2 separate regions of the Homo sapiens genome follow, and region 2 is linked to region 1. Evidence: chromatin contacts called from ENCODE Hi-C data. All regions are on one chromosome and are shown on one strand. The core of a region is the stretch at or near the end of the contact, and the rest is flanking DNA. Distances in the headings are between cores, read along the strand shown. Region 1 holds the start of HDDC2 (HD domain containing 2). Region 2 holds the start of CENPW (centromere protein W).

Evidence for each region. A loop is a pair of places that touch in the nucleus more often than their neighbours do. Pooled maps may share reads with other maps.
Region 2: a map of OCI-LY7 shows a loop between it and region 1 (2.9-fold over the local background). The contact joins the promoter of CENPW here to the promoter of HDDC2 in region 1. A Hi-C loop is called at or near these places in 4 of 168 maps with a recorded cell type or tissue (CD8-positive, alpha-beta T cell, OCI-LY7 and naive thymus-derived CD4-positive, alpha-beta T cell), 4 of 37 single-sample maps with no recorded cell type and 11 of 50 pooled maps.

Annotation. Positions count from the first base shown.
Region 1 is chr6:125,299,366-125,304,229 of GRCh38, reverse strand. HDDC2 (HD domain containing 2) reads left to right here and starts at 2,263. Exons shown (of 6, transcript NM_016063.3): 1 at 2,263-2,381; 2 at 3,571-3,692. The coding sequence starts at 2,298. RefSeq lists a cis regulatory region at 560-740 and a silencer at 2,234-2,573.
Region 2 is chr6:126,337,255-126,342,118 of GRCh38, reverse strand. CENPW (centromere protein W) reads right to left here and starts at 2,004. Exons shown (of 3, transcript NM_001012507.4): 1 at 1,720-2,004. The coding sequence starts at 1,845. RefSeq lists enhancers at 1,785-1,834, 1,845-2,114.

The sequences.
Region 1 (4,864 bases), core at 1,014-3,513:
CCTTGATCCCTCCATTTTTTAATTTTTAATTTTTTAGAGACAGGTTCTGTTTCCCAAGCTGGAGTGATCATAACTCACTGCAGCTTCAAACTTCTGGGCTCAAGTGATCCTCCCATCTAAGCCTCCCAAGTAGCTGGGATAAAGGCACAAACCACACCTGGCTTGATATTTCCTTTATTTAGCACCACTTACCATCATAAAAATGGCTTCCAGGTCATTATCCTAACCACGTTTAATACAAGCCCCAATGTCCTTGGCATTTATTTGGTTCTTAGTCATATTTAATCTTGTTGCTGAACCAGTCTTCAAAAAAATTATTTCATGCCTTCTTTCTCCTTGTATTAGTCCATTCTTGCATTGCTATAAAGAACTACTTAAGACTAGGTAATTTATAAAGAAAAGGTATTTCATTGGCTGTACAGGAAGCATGGCTGCAGAAACTCACAATCATGGTAGAAGGTGAAGGGGAAGCAGGCATCGTCTTCACCTGGCAGAGCAGAAGAGAAAGAGAGCAAAGGGGGGAAGTGCTACACACCATTAACCAGATCCCATGAGAACTCACTCACTATCACAAGAACTGCAAGGGGGAAGTCTGCCACCATGATCCAATCACCTCCCACCAGGCCCCTCCTCCAACTTTGAGGATTACAGTTTGACATGATATTTGGGTGGGGTCACAGAGCCAAACTATATCACTCCTTAAACCTCAAATGCCTCCTCCTCTATTCACAAACATTCTAGCCTCCTTTCTTCCCAGAGGCCTAGCAAGATTGCACTCCACAGGCCCCCTTTGAAGTTAGACGTGGCAGTGTTACTTATTTCACCAATGATACGTAGACAAAAGGTCATATATCACTTCCAGAGACAGGCTTTAAGAGCCAGAGTGCCACTTTTCTTTTTTCCAATTTTGGCAAAAGAGAGCAAAGAAAGCCTCCTAGCTCCCTGAGTAAGGTTAGAGCAAGCAGCATCCTCTAGCTGATCTACAATAGACACTTAGCATGAGAGAGAAATAAACCTTTGATGTGTTAAACTGCTGAGATACAGGAAATAAGGAGGTTGTTTGTTATTATAACATCCCAGCCTATACTTTGCTTCCTAATTTGGTGAGAAAATAGAAGCAATCAGAAGAGAACTTCTACAACCTCCCATGACCACATGTGCGACTGATTAGTCACCCTATACTCTGTCCTCCTCCAATATTTGAATGAATTCTCCATATTCCTATCTAAAGCCCATCTTTTATCTTGTACACCAGATGGGAATATTTTTCCTTACTCAAGGCCGACATTCAAATATTTCTCTTCTTTGTCTCTTACATAATCAATGTTTCCCTTTCTACTAGATCCCCTTCATCAGTAAACATACATAATATCTCCTGTTTTGAAACAATCTCTCCACTAGTTAACAGCACCCCAACCCCATCTCCAATGTGCTGTAATACTTGCTCCTATTCTCTTCGGAATTATCTCACTAGGTTCTGCTTGGCCCACTACACTGAAAACTGCTTTTGTCAGGGTAACCAATAATATTGAATTTACTAAGTCTGGAAGTCAAACCTTGGTCCTCACATTGACTTGGTTGACCATATTCCTTCCTTCTTGAAATATTTTTGTACATGGCTTCCAGGACACAACTATCCTACCTACTAATCCTCTTCCTACCTCACTGGCTGTTCCCTCTTGATCTCACAAAGCCTAAATGTTGGGGTTCAGGTCTTGGGTGTCTTTTCTTCTTCATTCACACCCTCTTGCCAGGTGACCTCATCCAGTTTCATGGTTTTACACTGTCAACTGAAGAATAACGAGGTTCATAAATTTAGAAAGGAGAGCTTTATTTTTCATAAAGAGTACTGAGTGTCAAGTATGTGCCAAGCAAGGTGTCTGCCACTGACGGAGCAATGCCCAAGCAGCGGACACCAAGGCCAAGAAGGCGAAGGCTGGACAGAAGGTCCTGAGAAAACCGTGAGAATATGGAGGAGGGGGAGGAGGAATAAGAACAGGAGGAGGAGGGGGAGGAGGAATAAGAACAGGAGGAGGAGGAAGAGGAGGGGGAGAGAGGAAGAGGGGCAGGAGGAAGAGGAAGAGGAGAAAGCGGAAGTGGGGGAGGAGGAGGAGGAGTTGGAAGGGGAGGAGGAAGAGGGGGAGCAGGAAGAGGGGCAGAAGGAAGAAGAAGAGGGGGAGGAGAAAGAGATAGAAGAGTAAGAGGAGGGGGAAGAAAGACAAGGGGAAGGGGAGGAGGAGGAGGACGGGGAGGAGCTTCGCCGCGGCCTGCTCCGCCCAGCCGGGGTCGGTGGCCGCATGGCTTCGGTCTCCTCTGCGACCTTCTCGGGCCACGGGGCTCGGTCCCTACTGCAGTTCCTGCGGCTGGTAGGGCAGCTCAAGGTGAGCGGGCACCAGGCCGGGAGGCCGCGGCCGAGCGGGCGGGACTGTGGGGCGGCGGAGCTTCCGGCCTCCCCGCTCGGCCGGCGGTCTTTGCCCTTCCTGCGCCGCGTCCGCCACGCCGAATTCCGGAAAGGCCCCAGTCCTGCGGATGCGGCCGCGCGTTGCCGACGGTGGACGGAGGAAGCAGCCGGCGGGACAGGCTGGCCAGCTGGGGCGGCCCGGAGTCTGAGCCTAGAGCCTGGCGCCGCGAGGTCCGCACTGCAGCCGCGCCAGTTCCCGGAGAGCAGCCGGCCTGGCCCTGCCTGCACTGAGCTTTTCCGGGGCTCACGACCCCAGAACTCGTGTGTGTGTGTGTGTGTGTGTGTGCTCACGACCCCAGAACTCGTGTGTGTGTGTGTGTGTGTGTAAAGCGCGGCTGCTTCTGAGCACGGGTGGGAAGAACAGAATCTGTCGGCTCCTCAGATTTTAAGTGGAGCTTTTTATGTCTGTCTCACAGTTACTTCCAGAAACAAGACTTTTCTCCCGGCCACCCCCCAAACGGGATTTAATGTAATACACACGAGTTTCATCATGTGCGTCTTCCCCGTCTCTCTCCCAAGTTCAAAGTAAATTATCCGTTTCATGCCACTCTGACTACTATTTATAACATTCCTTAGAGATGTAGAATTCTGAGGAAGAAATGCAGTTTCACAAGATGAAGTTATGATGTGAATAAAAGGAAGAGTCACGGCTGGTAGCATCAAGCAATTAGAAGTGCCCTTATCCCTTGTGCCTCAGAATTTGGAAGCCTATCACTCGTTCACGTTCAGACCCTTCAATACAGTGTTTTCTGCTTGTGTAGGATTATTTGAAGGCAAAAAGCCGCAACTCTTGTTCGGAAAAATGCAGTTTTGTTTTTGTTTAAAGGACTTGCATATGTTCCATAATTATACATCAGTAACAGAATAATTTGACGAATGGACTTTGTGACTTATCTCTCTCTGTCTTCTACCCCTTTCATTCTCTGAGCTCTCTAGTTCATTTGATTCCAGATGTCTATCATTTTAGCTAGTTTAGCAAAACATTTTGTAATAGGTTCTGAAATTATGACCCGGCTTCTGTGTGTTATATCCTGGACATCTCTTGAAGAGCATAGCAGATAGTTAATATTTGTTCTTTAAAACTTCTTTTTCTTCTTCATATTTATCAGAGAGTCCCACGAACTGGCTGGGTATACAGAAATGTCCAGAGGCCGGAGAGCGTTTCAGATCACATGTACCGGATGGCAGTTATGGCTATGGTGATCAAAGATGACCGTCTTAACAAAGACCGGTAAGCTGAGCTGGACTTTGATGCTCGTGAGAGATTCTGGTCTATGGGTGTGCACCCGTTTTTACTACTGAGACCCATGTCAAATCCTTGTAGGTTAGTTTATAGGTCAAGAAAAATTATTTGAAGCAAACCATACAAATTTAGGATGTGGGTTATGTTGCCTCAGTTGTTGTAAACTGCAATCTGGGGTTTCTGTTGGCAAGTGATAGAGCCTGCCTAGGGTATCAGGGGAAACTTAAGTGTGATATTGGGGCCTTGAAGGTGAGTGTGTTATGTCTAAAATTCTAGCATTGTATTAGTACACTGTGTGCTCTTTCCTAGTGCCTTTTATGGATAGTAGTATCCATTCGTGAGGCTTCCTTTTGGAGTTGTGTGTGCAAGACATAGCTGAGAAAGAGGTATCTTCTCCCCCTTCATTTAATCGACAAGTGTTAAAATGCTTTTTGAGCACAGAACAAAAGTTTACTAGCATGTAAGAGAGTAAATAAATCCCAAGTGAATTACGCAGGCCCAAAATAGCTTCTGTAAGAAGTGAAATGTAAGTTATGGTCGAAAATGTTAAGTATTGTAAGAGCAGGGGAGATCACCTGTTCTTGGTTGATCTTAATGGAGGAGGTGCAATCTGAGTTGAGCTCAAAAGGGTTAACGTAGCCAGAGAGGTAGGAGAAGTCACTGCATGCAGAGAGAAGGGCAGATAAACCAAAGCCCTGAGTGTAGGAAAGTAAAGGAGTATTTTGCAAATGAGAAATTAATCAACTTGACTGCAGCAAAGAGTTCATTTGGGAAGCCTGAGGAGTCCTCTGTTACTCAGCAGATGAAGTGGAACTGAGGAGGTTTTTGGCAAATGGTACAAGGTGAAAATGAAGTCCAATAGAGATGCAGTTTGGAGTAGTCTGGGATTTGAACTGGACCAGAAAGAGACTAGAGGCAGGGAAATCTCAGAGGACACTGTTGGGCCTTGTACTGCCTTGGTAGTGTGGGGAGCCTAAAACATACTGGCCCTATGGGGCATTTATCTCATTACTTGACTTCCTGTTTTGATGATGAATTATCACAACCACTATTCCTTAACCGCTAATAATCATAACCACTTATTGAATGATTCACATGTGTCAGGAACATGAAAGTTGTCAAATGTAATCTCGTTTTTTTTTGTTGAGACAGTCTCACTC
Region 2 (4,864 bases), core at 755-3,254, 1.0 Mb before region 1:
AGATATGAAGTGTCAAAGGTGAGCAGAAAGCTATAAAGAAACCAGGGTAATCCATGCCACATTCAAGACAGTGAAGGCGAACTGTTTAATGAAAGCCAAACACGACGAGCATACTACCTGGGAAAAGCTACTGACCAAAAGAACATTCTATACCCCATCAATGCAACCGCTTGAAATTTCAACTCACCCACTTTCCCATGCCACCTGGATCCCACCGCACTATGGAGCCCCTCTGTCCATGGGTTCTTTGGAGGAAGAAAGGGGTAGATGTGGGAGGATGCTGACTACCTGAGGAATTTCCACTAAGCCATTTGCACCAGCTAGTGGTCTCTTGGATATCTTTGATCAGGTACATTTCCTCTCCCTCCATTTAGAAGCCCCAGTGAAAGCTCCATAATATACTACGTAAAAATGTTTTGCAAGTGAATTTCATTTGAATTCCGTTCATTTGTGCCACCTCTATCACCAGCATGGGATAGTTAATTGGGGTCGGGGCACAAGACAGCCTGTATTGCCTCTTCTTACAAGATTTAAGAAAGTAACAAAAATAAGGGCAGAAGATAGAAGTAATACTTTTCTGGGGGAAAATGTGTTTTTGTTGTGTTTTGGCTTCAGAGACCAAATAAGGGGAAAGGGGCGATAATTCTATAGTAGTTTAGAAAAGGAAGCAACAGATGGGGTGGCAGTGGAGAAGTCCAGGAAGCAAAAGAGTAAAGAGGAGGTAGAAAAACCAATGTCGTTTAAGAACAGCTAGGATGATTCATGCAGTATGCTCTTATTATCCACAATTCTGTACCTTGATCTCCTGGAAATTATGTGTCCATTTATAATGGCTCCTTTACTCAAAGAGCCAAGGACAAGCTACCGAACATGCCTCCAGTGGTTTAAACCTAGAGAAATAGTGTTCATTGTGCCAGAGGAATATGTGTTCCAGGTATTCAACACACAAACTGAATTTATTTCAAGACAGAAACATTATTATACAGTGGTTTGATTGGGGCTTCTTATTAGGAGAACATTATGCTTCAGGTATTATGGGTCAGATAAGCAGGCTTTAGTAGTCTAGCTTAAAAACTGACTAGGTGTTCTATTACTTGTCTAGCGAAATGAATTAACAGTTGAGAGGACTCTTCCTACAAATAAACTTTCCCATCAGGGTCCTTTAGTAAGCACCCTCACCTAGAGGAAATAAGGCAATGTTTGGTTAAATGCGTAAATAGAGGAGAGACGGAGGGAGCCAAGGGAGGAAAGAGGAGACAGGGAGGGAGGCAAGAAGGGAGGCCCTTAAAAGGCATGTGAGCAATGCCTTTTACAATAGCTAAATAAAAATGACCCAGACTGAATTCCAAAATCTATTTTTTAAAGGGTGATTCTTTCATACCCTTTGCAAGTACATTAATCACGGTGCCAGATTGTGTTCCTAAACAGCAATATTTAAAACTGTAAGCAGTAACTGTACGTTAAGCTCATGTGACTAACAGTCTCCCTTTAAAAAGATCCAGATATTTACTTTTCGGCGCGGCCCGGTACAACTGAGCGCCAGGAATATGAACTGACATGCCAGGGTGGGGCATACGTTCCCTGTCATTGTTGGAACTGCCTTAAACAGGGGCCTGAAAGAGCTATAAATTGGCTCGGGGCGGAAAAACAAAGGCTTAAGGTTATTGCCCTTACCTCTCCCGTGCCCCATTCCCAGCCCGAGAAGGGATGGAATCTCACCAATAAGTCACCACTTTTCTCCAGACGAAGTTGAGGCTTCTTTCGCTTGAAGACTCGCTTTAGAAAGCCACGGGGAGCCTTCCGCTTTATCTGCTTCCTCTGGGAGACTATGGTCGACAGCGCCATCCTCTCTGTCAAGTACCAGCTGCCTCAGCTTCCGAGGTGCTCTCTGTATCGCACACAAGCTCCGGGGACACTGGGCCAGCGAAAACAATCCGGTCCGTATGACGCTTCTTCAGGCAGAAAAACCTCAGTCCGAACGTTCGAATCCGCCGCCAACGGAACGCGCCCGGCGCTCAGTAGTGACGTTAACCCTGAGCAAGCCCCGCCCCCGGAGACGCCTGCCTGTAGGTGGAAAACGCCCACGGTGGGCGGGTCCCGGGAATACCTGACGTCATTGAGAGCCTGCGTCCTCCTTTCATCACTTTCTGTATTATAACTTTTGCTCTGTGGAAGTGTTTCTGCTAGGTTCCCTAGAGATGATTGGAAGTTGTGGAGAGAGAGATTGGTAAGCCAAGGCAGTTCTTCAAGCACTCACTCTATACTGTCCCTAATACCAACGAACAGAAGTTTGTGATGTTTTATCAGGATTCCGACAGCACTAATGCCATGCCTTCCTAGCAAGGAATGCATGATTTTCAGATACTAACAGTTAAGAATTTTACACTTCTACGTAATTTCATTTGATCTTATCTTAGGTCTTTTCATGATTCTAGCTTTTCTTTACAAATGCTGCTCCCTTTAATTTTAAGGTTCCTCTCACTTAACCTTGCAATAACTTTCAGGTATAGTTTCATGCTAACTCACTGAACTTTTTGTTATTTCTTCAAGCTGTTAATTTCTCTATTATCTGTGCTATTATAGAAGTATTAATAGTTATCAAACCTTAATGTGCATCAAAATCACCTGGGGGACTTGTTAAACTACTGTTCGCAGGGCCCAGCTCCCAGTTTCTCATTCACTAGATCTAGGAGATACTCAAAATTTGCAATTCTAACAAGTCAGGGACATTGGCATTTGCTAGTCTGCAGACCAATCTTTGAGATCCGCTGTGATTTTAATTATAATTATCTCTAATACTATCTCTATTGAGATTTCAATATTATGTTATTGTGATCTCACGCACACAAGTGATCCTTCTACTATCTGGCCTCCCATTTCTGAGACCTCCTCTCTGCCAGTCATCTTCTACACCCTTGAGTTATTCATGCATGTGGTCATACCCTAGGCGGTGTCATTACTAAATACCTTTACCTTCGGTTTGATCTGCCACTTTCAATTTAGTTGTCTCTCTTCAACCGTATCTTCTATCTTTTGAATTTACTCCCTCCAACAATTCTTCGATGCTACTGGGACTACTGTCCTATCTTTTTCAGTTCCTCTCACCACACCCCCCAGCTCTGCCACCCCACTCTATGCCTTATCTTCCCTCCTGTAGTCCATTATGCATCGATCATCATAATACTGCCCTGTATTTCTCCACAACTTTATAGCCATTCTCTTTTATCCTCACACTAACCTGGCAATATTCCAACTCTGCTTAAGTTAAAATCTCAATCTATTCAACACTTGTATCTGTGTATTAATATTGGCATAAGAAAACAACACTCACAGGTATATGTCTGATCTCAATTCAAATTCATGACCACTCATGTGGGCTCTAAGTACTGCTACAATCCTTTGATATTTCCTAAAGCCATTCATTCATTTACTCATTCTCTTACATAGCTATGTCATGCCTTCTATTTCTTACCTACCCCATTCTCAATCTCCAGTGATGACATTGCTTCAACAACAAAATAAAATTTAAAAAAATCCATGGAGACTTTCTGTATGCTTTCACCACCCCATCTATCCATCAGTCTCCACCTGCTCCCATGGATGAGATGCCAACTACTCCACTTGTGCCCGAGATCAAGCCCTTTCCCCTTTCTTAAGGACATTTCTGTAGCAATTCTCCTTGCTCCTCTGCTTCATGAATTTTCCTTCTTTGCCAATTTTTTTCCATCAGCACCCACACAGCTTATAATATCTCCAGGCTTTTGAAAACCCTCTCTTAATCCTACCTTTTGCTGTTGTCCTTCTACAGAACAAAACAAAACTAGAAACCGTTGGCTAAATTCAGTGTCTCCAAATACTCTTCGCTTATTCTCTGTTAAATCCAGTACAATCAGACTTTTCTAGCTATCTCTTCACCAAAATTGTTTTGGCCAACGTGACCAATAGCATCATAGTTGCAAATCCTATGGCCAATTTTCAGGCTTCAGTTTATTCATCAAACCAGAAGTATTTGTTGAGTTTCATGATTTTTCCTTCCATAAAACAACATATTTAATTGGATATGATTCTCTTTTGTTTTTCTTTGTACTTGATAGCACCTCAGTCTCCTTTTCTGGTTCTTCCTTTTCTTTTTGATCTCTAAATTTTAGAGTACCCCACAACCACATCCTGAGATTTCTCCTCTATCTACATTCATACCCCATGTGATCTTCTCCAGTATAAAGGTTTTAAATACCAAATTTACATCTCCAGCTGATTCTCCCCTAAACTTCAGGCATGTATATCCATTTCTCTGATGGATTAGAATTCTAAAAGTCATCCTAACACCATGTCAAAAATTAGGGCTTGATCTGCCCTTGCTCCCCAAACATGTTTCTCCCAGTCTCTTACCTATCTTATGTGCTAGCACTTCCAACCTTCCAATTACTTAAGCCAAAATCTTGGAATCGGCCTTAGCGCCTCTCTTTATCTCACCCCATATTCAATCTTTCAGCAAATCCTGTCAGTTCTCCTTGCAGTATCTGATCACATCTCACCACTTCCACTGCTACTACACTTGGCCTGGACACGATCATTCACATGGCTTATTGCAACATCCTCCTGAGAGTGTCTCAATCTGTTTCTATTCTTTCTCAACAGAAGAGCTAAATTTAATTCAGATTATGTCATTTCAGGACTCACTAGTTGTTTCCTCTCTCCTTTAAAATCAAAAAACAAAGTCCCTATAATGACCTGAGGCCTTACCTGCCCCCCTACAAATGCACATGCACTTACAAATACATAATTAACTTACTTACCTTCTACAATGGAGCAACTCACTCTCCACCGTGTTAGTCTCCTTAATATCTTCAATGGTCCAGATGTT